Linked DNA regions of Mus musculus: region 2 is linked to region 1. The links are chromatin contacts, found by Hi-C or POLR2A ChIA-PET in ENCODE. All regions are on one chromosome and are shown on one strand. The core of a region is the stretch at or near the end of the contact, and the rest is flanking DNA. Distances in the headings are between cores, read along the strand shown.

Region 1 (4,834 bases), core at 775-3,274:
CCCCAGGGCTGTGGGGGCCCACACTCAGGCTCTCGTGTTTGTGTGTGGAAAGCAGGTACTTTACTGAACCGTCTTCTCCTCCCTTTGCGGTTTTTGGTTGGTTGGTTTTGTTTGCTTTTAGATTTTATTTATTTAAAGGTTTATTTATTATTATATCTAAGTACACTGTAGCTGTCTTCAGATGCACCAGAAAAGGGTGTCATATCTCATTACGGGTGGTTGTGAGCCACCATGTGGTTGCTGGGATTTGAACTCAGAACCTCTGGAAGAGCAGTCGGTGCTCTTAACCACTGAGCCATCTCTCCAGCCCTGTTTGTTTGTTCTTTTCAGACAGAGTTTCCCTCTATAGCCCTGGCTGTCCTGGAACTCACTCTGTAGACCAGGCTGGCCTCAAACTAGATTTAATTTTTTAAATTTGTTTTTTGCATGTATGCAGGGAGGGATGCCTGGAGTTAGAAGACAGAGTTGCAGGTGGTTGTGCTGGGACCCGAACTCTGGTCCTTTGCAGGGGCAGCCAGTGCTTTTTTACCACTAAGTCACCTCTCCAGTCTCAACCCTGCCACTTTAATGCCTACTCATTTATTGTGTGTGTGTGTTTCTGGGACAACCTGTAGAAATCAGTTCTCTCCATTTGGAAGCCAGGGATTGAACTCAGTTTATCAGATTTGGTGGCAAGTGCCCTTATCTGCTGAGCCACTCACTGAATCCCCCCTATTTTGTCAGGGAGTGGCAGATTCTCACAAAACCAGGTTGGCCTTCAGCTCACTAAGTAGCTGAGGCTGGCCTTGCATTTCTGACCCCCCTCCCTCAGCCTGTTGGGATTACAGGCAGGCACCAGCACGGTTGTCTTTCCTTGTTTTACGGGCACAGTCTCTCTATGTGGTCCCAATTGCCCCTGAACATGTGTAGAACTGTGGAACACCCAGCTGTGTCTGAGAATAGCGTCCTCTCCATGAAGTGATGTAAGCAGAGACTAGCCAGTGATGCTGTGGTGTCAGGGAATTCGAATGGTGGGCAGTGTGTGGAAGAGGCAGACTGGGGAGGGGAGTAGTGCCTTAGGGTTTCATTGCTGTGAACCATGGCAACTCTCATAAAGGAATACGTTTAACCAGGGCTGGCTTACAGTTTCAGAGGTTCAGTCCATTTATCATCATGGCGGGAAGCACGGCAGCATCCAGGCAGGCAGGGTGCTGGAAGAGCTGAGAGTTCTCCTTTTTGATTCGAGGTGGGGCAGATGGCGGGTCTCTTCCTCTTCTACATAGCTCAAAACCCACCCCTACACACACTTCCTTTAACATGGCCACACCTCCTCCAATAAGGCCACACCCTCTAATTAATAATGCCCCAAGGGCCAAGCATATTCAATTCCCCATAAGTAGCTAAGAGAACCTGCTGCAGCTAACCGTGAGACAGAGGCCCTGTTGACACTCAGTGGAGCACAGGCTGCTCTTTCACGGCCATCATCTCTCTTGCAGGGAACCACACACCGAGGCGAGTTTTCCTCTTCAGGAGTCAGAATCCCCGAAGGAGGCCAAGACCTTTAACCCAGAGGCCACTCTGTCTTTGGAGGGGACTGTGAACCTAGAGGACATTCTCTATCTGGGGGCATCGGGGGACTTTGAAGAGAGTTTTTATGAGGAAGAATATGAGAAGCCAGCACTGACACTGTTTATCGACGAATCGAGGCAGCCAGACGAGGCGCTGGGCCTAGAAGAGCCCGTGCGCCCAGAGGAGATGCTGTCTGTGGAGGAATCCGTGACGCCAGATGAGGTGCAAATTTCAGAGCAGCCTGTGGAGCCAGCTAAGAGCCCAACTGCTTGTGAGGGAGAAATGGTGGCCACGGAGGGAAGCCTGCCTGCTCAACCGATTCCCAACACCGAGGAGGATCCCCTCAGCGTGGAGGACCTGGAGCGGCTGGAAGCTCGTTTCCAGCAGTGTGTACAAGCCGTGTCCCAGCTGGAAGAGGAGAGGGACCAGCTAATCCACGAGCTCGTGCTACTCCGGGAGCCAGCCCTGCAGGAGGTGCAGCAAGTCCACCAGGACATCCTGGCTGCCTACAAGCTCCACGCACAGGCAGAGCTGGAGAGGGACGGGCTCAGGGAGGAGATCCGGACGGTGAAGCAGAAGCTGTTCAAGGTGACCAAGGAATGCGTGGCTTACCAATACCAGCTGGAGTGCCGTCAGCAGGATGTGGCTCAGTTTGCCGACTGCAGGGAAGCGCTGACCACTCGGGCAGCCCAGCTCTCGGAAGAACTGACCCAGCTCCGAGATGCCTGTCAGAAGCAGAAGGAGCAGTTACAGCAACAACTAGAAGCACCCCCGACCCAGAGCGATGGGCACTTTCTCCAGGAGAGCCGACGGCTGTCGACACAGTTTGAAAATCTCATGGCCGAGAGCCGCCAGGGCCTGGAGGAGGAGTATGAGCCTCAGCTGCTCCGGCTCCTGGAAAGGAAAGAGGCCGGGACCAAAGCTCTACAGGACACCCAGGCGGAGATCCAGGAGATGAGGGAGGCTCTGCGACCCCTGGAAGCAGAGGCCCGGCAGCTCCAACTTCAGAACAGGAACCTGGAGGACCAGATCACGCTCGTGAGGCAAAAACGCGATGAAGAGGTTCAACAGTACAGGGTAGGCCCTTGGCTGTGCAACAGACAAGTTTTATTATGTAGTTCAGGTTGGCCTGGAGACCTTGAGAAACTTGAGACCTTCCTGCCTCAGCCCTCTGAGTGCTGGGACCATAGGTGTGTGCCACCACACCCAGCTGAAGGGACATATTTTAGCTCAAGGGAAGTCTGATGTCCTTCTTTTCTCCTTCTGAGACAGGGTCTCTCTGTGTAGCCCTGGCTGTCCTGGAACTCACTCTGTAGACCAGGCTGAACTCAGACTTCCAGATCCACCTGCCTCTGTTTCCTGAGTGTTGGGACTAGAGGTGGGGCATACCACACCCAGATAGGTCTAATAATGTCTTTGGGGCTAGGGGTTACTTACCATCCAGTACTACAGAAAAACCTGTTCTTTGGGCCCATTCATTCTATTATTATTATCATTATTAATTCTATTATTATTATTATTAATTATTTCATATACTATATCCATACCACAGCCTCCCATTCTCTCCATTCCTCCTAGTCTACCCCCCACCCCCCAACTCATTCTTTTTTTCCTTTAGTTAGGGTAGGGTTAGGATTAGGATTTTTTGTTTTGTTTTTGTTTTTTTGTTTGTTTGTTTTTTCGAGACAGGGTTTCTCTGTGTAGGTAGCCCTGGCTGTCCTGGAACTCACTCTGTAGACCAGGCTGGCCTCGAACTCAGAGATCCACCTGCTTCTGCCTCCCAAGTGCTGAGATTAAAGGAGTGTGCCACCACTCCTGGCCAGCCTTTCTTTAATTTAAAATTTTATTTTTGCTTTATGCATATGGGTCTTTTGCTTACGTGTATGTTTGTGTACCTGTGTGCATGCAGTGCCCAAGAAAGCCAGAAAAGGGCATTGAATGCTTTGAATCTGGGGTTAGAGGTGACTGTGAGCTACCATGAGAGTGCTGGTGCTGGGGTCTTCTGCGAGAACAGCAAGTGCTCTTATCTGCTGAGCCCAGCTCTTATCTTATCTACCCCAGCCTCTTGCCAGTTATGTTGACTGTTGGTTTACACAGTCGTGTGTGTGTGTGTGTGTGTGTGTGTGTGTGTGTGTGTGTGTGTGTGCATTAGTGCAGTTTGTTGAGGTGTAGGGACTCTGGGGGTTGAGCCCAGGGCTTCACACAGGCTAGTCAAACAATAAATAGCTTTACTCATAGTCCTCTTTAGACTTGAGACAGGGTCTAAGTTGTCTAGCCTAGTCTTGAACTCACCCAGTAGCTCGGGCAGGCCCTGAGTTTGAGATCTTTCTGCTTCAGCCTCCCATGTAGCTGGGATTACAGACCTATGCTACCTGGGTAAAATGGGCTGCCATACCTGGCTTGGATTCTTATATTCTTTTTTTTATAGACAATGAACTGGAGGCTCAGCGCAGTCCTTTGAGGTTGGGCCTGACCAGCCCTAGGTGTTTCTGTGCTTCATCTTCAAGTCTAACTGACCTGTGACTCGTGCTTGGCTATAGAGAGGGTTAGAACGGCCCAGCACAGGAGCTCATACCATGCTCTGCCAGGCACACTGACCTTGGAACCACTGATCCAGCCTCCACCTTGAAGCTGTGCGGACTCTGGGATGGAATCTCTTTCTCGGCGTTTTCCATTTTTGCACATGTCACCATATCCCTGTATTCCTGTTATTTCTGATTAAGTGTGAGCCAGTTCTAACCCCGTTTTAGAACAGAGTAGGATATAAATACGGAGTGGATAAACATTTGCGTGTGCCGCGGCAGGCTGGGTGGACAGGAGGCAGCAGCTATCTTTACTTGTCTCCTGGTCTGCCACGGAGCTTAGGGGACACAGCAGGCCAATGTCAGATGTTGCTAGGCACACTGAGGAAACTTTGCTGTGGGACCTTTTACAGCCACCGGGTTGTTCTATTTGCAGACAGGGTCTCAAGTGGCTCAGATTGGTCTTCTCAAAGTTACATGTGACCAGGCGCTCCTGCTATCCCTGTCTGCCTACCTCCTGTGTGCAGGCCTTCAATTCACCCTTCTCCTGCCTCAGCCTCCCAAATCCTGGGAGTATCACTCAGCATCATGGCTAACTTGGTAGTTTTGGTTTTCAAAACATATTTCCTTGGATAAACCTTATTTTTTATTTTTTGGGGAGTTTTTCGAGACAGGGTTTCTCTGTGTAGCCCTGGCTGTCCTGGAACTCACTCTGTAGACCAGGCTGGCCTCGAACTCAGAAATCCACCTGCCTCTGCCTCCCG
Region 2 (4,834 bases), core at 1,101-3,600, 42 kb after region 1:
TGTAACTCCAGTTTCAGAGTGTTCCAGCCCTCTTCTGACCTCTGCAGGCATTGTACTCACACGCTACAGACAAACATGCAGGAAAAACAAAGACTCCTATGTATGAAAAAAAAAAGTCCAACTCCAAACTTCTGGGTGCCTGCATGGATTTGCTCAACACCCTTCAGATAAAGGTCTCCATCTCTCTCTACACTGCTGCAAAGGTAGCAGCCTCATTCTTTTTTTTTTTTAAGAGTTATTTGTTATTAAATCTTAAGTACACTGTAGCTGTCTTCAGACAGACCAGAGAGGGTGTCAGATCTCATTACAGATGGTTGTGAGCCACCATGTGGTTGCTGGGATTTGAACTCAGGACCTTTGGAAGATCAGCCAGTGCTCTTAACCGCTGAGCCACCTCTCCAGCCCAGCAGCCTCATTCTTAAGTTACTAGTAAAATGCACATGAACTTTCCATGACAGTAGAGATGTATTGCAGATGGTACTGCCTTCCTTACCATGCACAAGGTTCAATTCCTAGCCCTCAAACCAAAACAACTCTTTACTCCAAATTTCTATTACCTGCTGAACCCCATCAGCCTCATAATTGAATTCTGCACGTATCTTAACTCTTGAGTTTCCAAAGAATTCAGTACATTTTTGCCAAATTTACATTAGTAATTACCCACATCCACCATCTTTGGATTGCCACTTGTTTCAGCAGGCCAGTCTGGTAGTTCATGCTGACAGACTTTCCCCTTCATTTTGTGTATGCAATTCGCTGTAGGGTCCCAGCCCCCCCCCCTTTCTGTGCTGAGGATCAAAGTCCCCATCAGTAGGTCTCAATCACTAAACATTACAACCCTTCTGCCCCACCTCCCACCAAGCTCTAAAACCTCACACTACTGCTGAAAACACTCGCCCCCACTTCAGTTAGGCAGACCCCAGATTTATCTTGCTATTTATTAACCTTATAAATGACTTGAGAAATCAAATGTTTTGTTGAATAAACTGGACCCAGAATAACTTTTGAAAACGGTCAAGTTTTATATTACATGGCCAACTCCAGTCTTAAGAATGGCTATTCAACTCCATGCTGAGGGAAAAAACAAAAACAGGGCTGGAGAGCTGGCTCAGCGGCTAAGAGCATTGACTGCTCTTCCCAAGGTCCTGAGTTCAAATCCCAGCAACCACATGGTGGCTCACAACAATCTGTAATGGGACCCAATGCCCTCTTCTGGCTTCAGTGTATTCATACAAATAGAGATGACTTAAAAAAAAAAAGTAAAAGAAAAAGAAAAAAAAAAATCAAACAACAACACAACAACAGAGCATGTTTTCTTTGCAGGGTAAATTACAAAATGATCTTCTGTTTTTGACATTATTTCTAGTCGAGGAAAATAAATAGTACTCATAAGCTCTGATAATGTCCCCCCTGAGTGACTGGAGGGCAAAAAAATTAAAATATATGAACTATCAAAAATATTCAAGATTCGCGTCACCTGGTCACATCTGGAAGCCACTGGGCAGTTAAGCTGGGCCACTCCAGGGCATGGGTCATCACCAAATCATAAAGAAAAGGGGTGTTCTTCTTCCATATTTTGTACTCCTCGTTGATCACCCGTTCTTCCACTGCGTCGTCAAAGGCCGCTAAAATGTTTTTAAAAGACAAATCAAGTTAGCGAACGTAAACGGAAAGGGCACAAACCTCTCCAAGCCACCGGCGTAGCGCCCGGATTTTGACAACGAAATGGAGATTCATCTTAATCTCCCAGGTCGCGGGCACCAACGCCACTCTCGGCCGCGGCGGGCCGGAAGTCCTGGGGCCACCCCAGCCGGACACTCCGTTACTCCTTCGGGGGCCGATGGTGTCCAACCCCGAACGAAGCACGGTGGCGCGCGCCAAGTCCGCCAAACCCGGGGAGGAGACCTGCGCATCGAGCCTGGGGATGGAGAGCGGCGCCCCGAGTCTCGGCAGGCAGAGGGACCGGCAGGGAGCCTCGTAGTCGCCTAGGCCGGAGACCTGGCGTCGCCTCGCATCCGCTCCGGAGGAGCTGCTGCGCCGTTAGCCCGCCCCGCCGGGGAGCTCAGTCCTCAGGCCGGCGTCGCTGGGACGAGGCTCGCCAGAGTCGGGCCTGCTCTCCGTCTCAGGCCGCGTAACAGGCCACGACACAGCCCTACAAGCCAGCACCGTCCCTTCCGAGCCGGCCTCGGCACACTCACCTTCCTTGTCAGCCATGGCGGCAGGAGAGCCGGGAGGGGTTGGGGGATCCCGGGGTCGTGCGTTGCAGGAGGGGCGGGGAGGCTACGAGCGCTCCACTCCGCGCGCGCGGCCTCTATTGTTTCCTGCGGCCCGTGCGTAGGGGGCCGGCTCGCGTGCCTTCGCGCCAACACCGACCAATGAGAAAGCGCGGGTCTGAGGGGTGGGCGGAGCATCCGCCTCGCGGCCTATGGAGACGCTCGAGAGTCGTTTTCTCCAGAGTCCCGAGGCGCGCGCGCTCCGCCCCTTCTCTCTCCCCCACCCCCCACCACAGTCCGGAGACTTCCACGGATTGCGCGCGCGCCCCGCCTGCCGGGATGAGGCCCGTGCAGATCACGTGACATACACCCTACACGCTCATGCGCAGCCATCTTCTTAGCAGGCCGTTATGCTGACAACTCCCTCAGGGTAGCGAAAGAATTTGGAAGTGTTTCCGGGTCTGGTTAGCAACTCGGAGGGCCAGACGAGGAGAAAACGCATCACCGTTTAGACTTACAGGTGCCTAATTCAAGGTGGCGTCTTTTAACTGACTCCCTCGGTACTAATAGTGATGAGTGCAGGAAATAAGATGCTGGTCTCTAAAACATGTTATAAAAGCGGCAGGACCGAGCCTGGCAGCCCGGCAGCCCGGCAGCCGCAAGCGGGTATATCCTTCCGCGAGCTTGCAGAATGGAGTCCTGGTCCTTTTAGACCCGCTGCCAAGGGGGTGGGGTGTAGAGCGGAAGTTATGGCGCGGGGCCGAAGTCTGGCTGATGAAGGGCGGAAGTAAGAGTACCAACTCCGCAATCATGGCTCAAGAGGAGGAAGATGTTAGAGATTACAATTTGACGGAGGAACAGAAGGCGACCAAGGACAAGTATCCTCCAGTCAATCGAAAATATGAATGTGAGTAGGTGGCCCACATCTCTTGCATTCGGACAACCTGCGGCTTCCTGCTTCGCCCACTTCTTTGCCCTAAAGGTGCTCTGGCGTGATCACAGTGTGCCCCTCTTTGGACCCAATTTAGGGGGAAAGTGAAGAAAAAGATCACCTTACTAGAGAATGAAGAAACCCGAGGCCGTATCCCCTGCCCCCATCCATTCTAAAAGTCCATGTGTGCCTGAATCACACTTACCTTTGGGGATAGAGTTAAATGGTGTGGCGCTGGTCCAACATTTATCATTGTAAATTATACTTGTGCATTAGTTGTATTTTTAAGTGATTTCTGGGTTGTCCTCGAGTTTCTCCCAGTAGGGAATAGTGTGACCAGGTTAGAGTAATCAAGACATACCTTTTTCTGTGCGTGCGTGCGTGCGTACGTGTGTGTCCACAGCCCAAGATTGGATCTTATTACGTACTGCAACTTTTGCATCACGTTAAATTTTTTTGAAAGATAAAAATTTAGCCGGGGGCTGGTGAGATGACTCAGTGGGTAAGAGCACCCGACTGCTCTTCCGAAGGTCAGGAGTTCAAATCCCAGCAACCACATGGTGGCTCACAACAAGATCTGACTCCCTCTTCTGGAGTGTCTGAGGACAGCTACAGTGTATTTACATATAATAAATAAATAAATATTTAAAAAAAAAATTTAGCCGGGTAGTGGTGGCGCACGCCTTTAATCCCAGCACTTGGGAGGCAGAGGCAGGCGGATTTCTAAGTTCGAGGCCAGCCTGGTCTGCATAGTGAGTTCCAGGACAGCTAGAGCTACAGAGTAAGGCCCTGTCTCAGAAATAAAGAAATTTCTTATGTCTTTAATGGACATCCTAGACTAGTAGTCTACCCCTGAGCTATAATGGCTTCTGCCCTACAGTAGTCTTTGAGTATAGGGTTCCTGAGATTAAAAAATTTGAGAACCACCCTATATAGCAATGTATCATCTTTTTTAAAAAGTTGAAAGAATTGAGTATAATTTACCTATGCCCCAGTAAAGTGTTAAGTACTTTCCTTTTTGTGTGTGTGACAGGATTTCACTCTAACCCTCACTGACCTGGAACTCACTAGGTGATTCCCTGGTGCTGGAATCACAGACATGGTCCACCACACCTGGCCCAGATTATTATTGTTGCTAAACAGATCTCCCGGTGTAAGCAGCCCTAGTTTCCAGATAGACCAGTTCTGCCATCTTAGAAAGCTTCCTCAGTTCCTTTCCAGCCTCCTATCCCTGAAGCCACCATTGTTATAGTTTGGATTTCTGGAGTAGAGTTTTCTGTGTTAGAGATTCACATAAGTGGACTCATGCTCTTGGTTCCTTTATGTGTAGCTCATTTATCCCAGTCAAAGGTCACACAGGTAGACACAAGTCGAAGTGAGTATGGTTAAGTACAGGCGCCGTAAGAGCTGAGAGTCATTCCAGTTCACATAGAGACTGTTCTACATGGAGAATGAGGGGGGACAGAGCAAGGGCTCCTACAGTCAGGGGAGGGACAGAGTACAAAGGGCTAGTCACTGTAGTCACTGGCCAAGGCCACTTATGCCTGCTCCCTGCCACTTTTAGAAGCTTGAGTCCTGGCCTCCCACAGACTAGAGACAAGAGGCCCGGGTTGTGGGGATGATAACATTTCAAAGAACAGGTCTTTAGGGAAGATTGTTCAGATCTGGAAGGGATACAGAGTCACAGTTT

Evidence for each region. Hi-C counts contacts between places; a loop is a spot of excess contacts on that map. ChIA-PET counts read pairs that join two places held with the same protein, here RNA polymerase II (POLR2A).
Region 2: a map of gastrocnemius shows a loop between it and region 1 (2.2-fold over the local background). The contact joins the promoter of Rbbp4 here to the enhancer-like site in region 1. A Hi-C loop is called at or near these places in 1 of 37 maps with a recorded cell type or tissue (gastrocnemius). POLR2A ChIA-PET finds 5 or more read pairs at or near these places in 3 of 5 experiments (Patski and embryonic stem cell).

Annotation. Positions count from the first base shown.
Region 1 is chr4:129,291,752-129,296,585 of GRCm38, forward strand. Sync (syncoilin) reads left to right here. Exons shown (of 5, transcript NM_023485.3): 2 at 1,476-2,625. Among named protein-coding and RNA genes, the nearest start is that of Sync, 6.5 kb to the left of the region's middle. Within about 2 kb of position 2,025, at least 1 of the 3 ENCODE cell types and tissues checked has a DNase peak (open chromatin) inside an H3K27ac peak, as active enhancers do.
Region 2 is chr4:129,333,020-129,337,853 of GRCm38, forward strand. Rbbp4 (retinoblastoma binding protein 4, chromatin remodeling factor) reads right to left here and starts at 2,351. Exons shown (of 12, transcript NM_009030.3): 1 at 2,199-2,351; 2 at 1,478-1,625. The coding sequence starts at 2,214. It overlaps Zbtb8os (zinc finger and BTB domain containing 8 opposite strand), which reads left to right and starts at 2,949. Exons shown (of 7, transcript NM_025970.4): 1 at 2,949-3,120. The coding sequence starts at 3,024.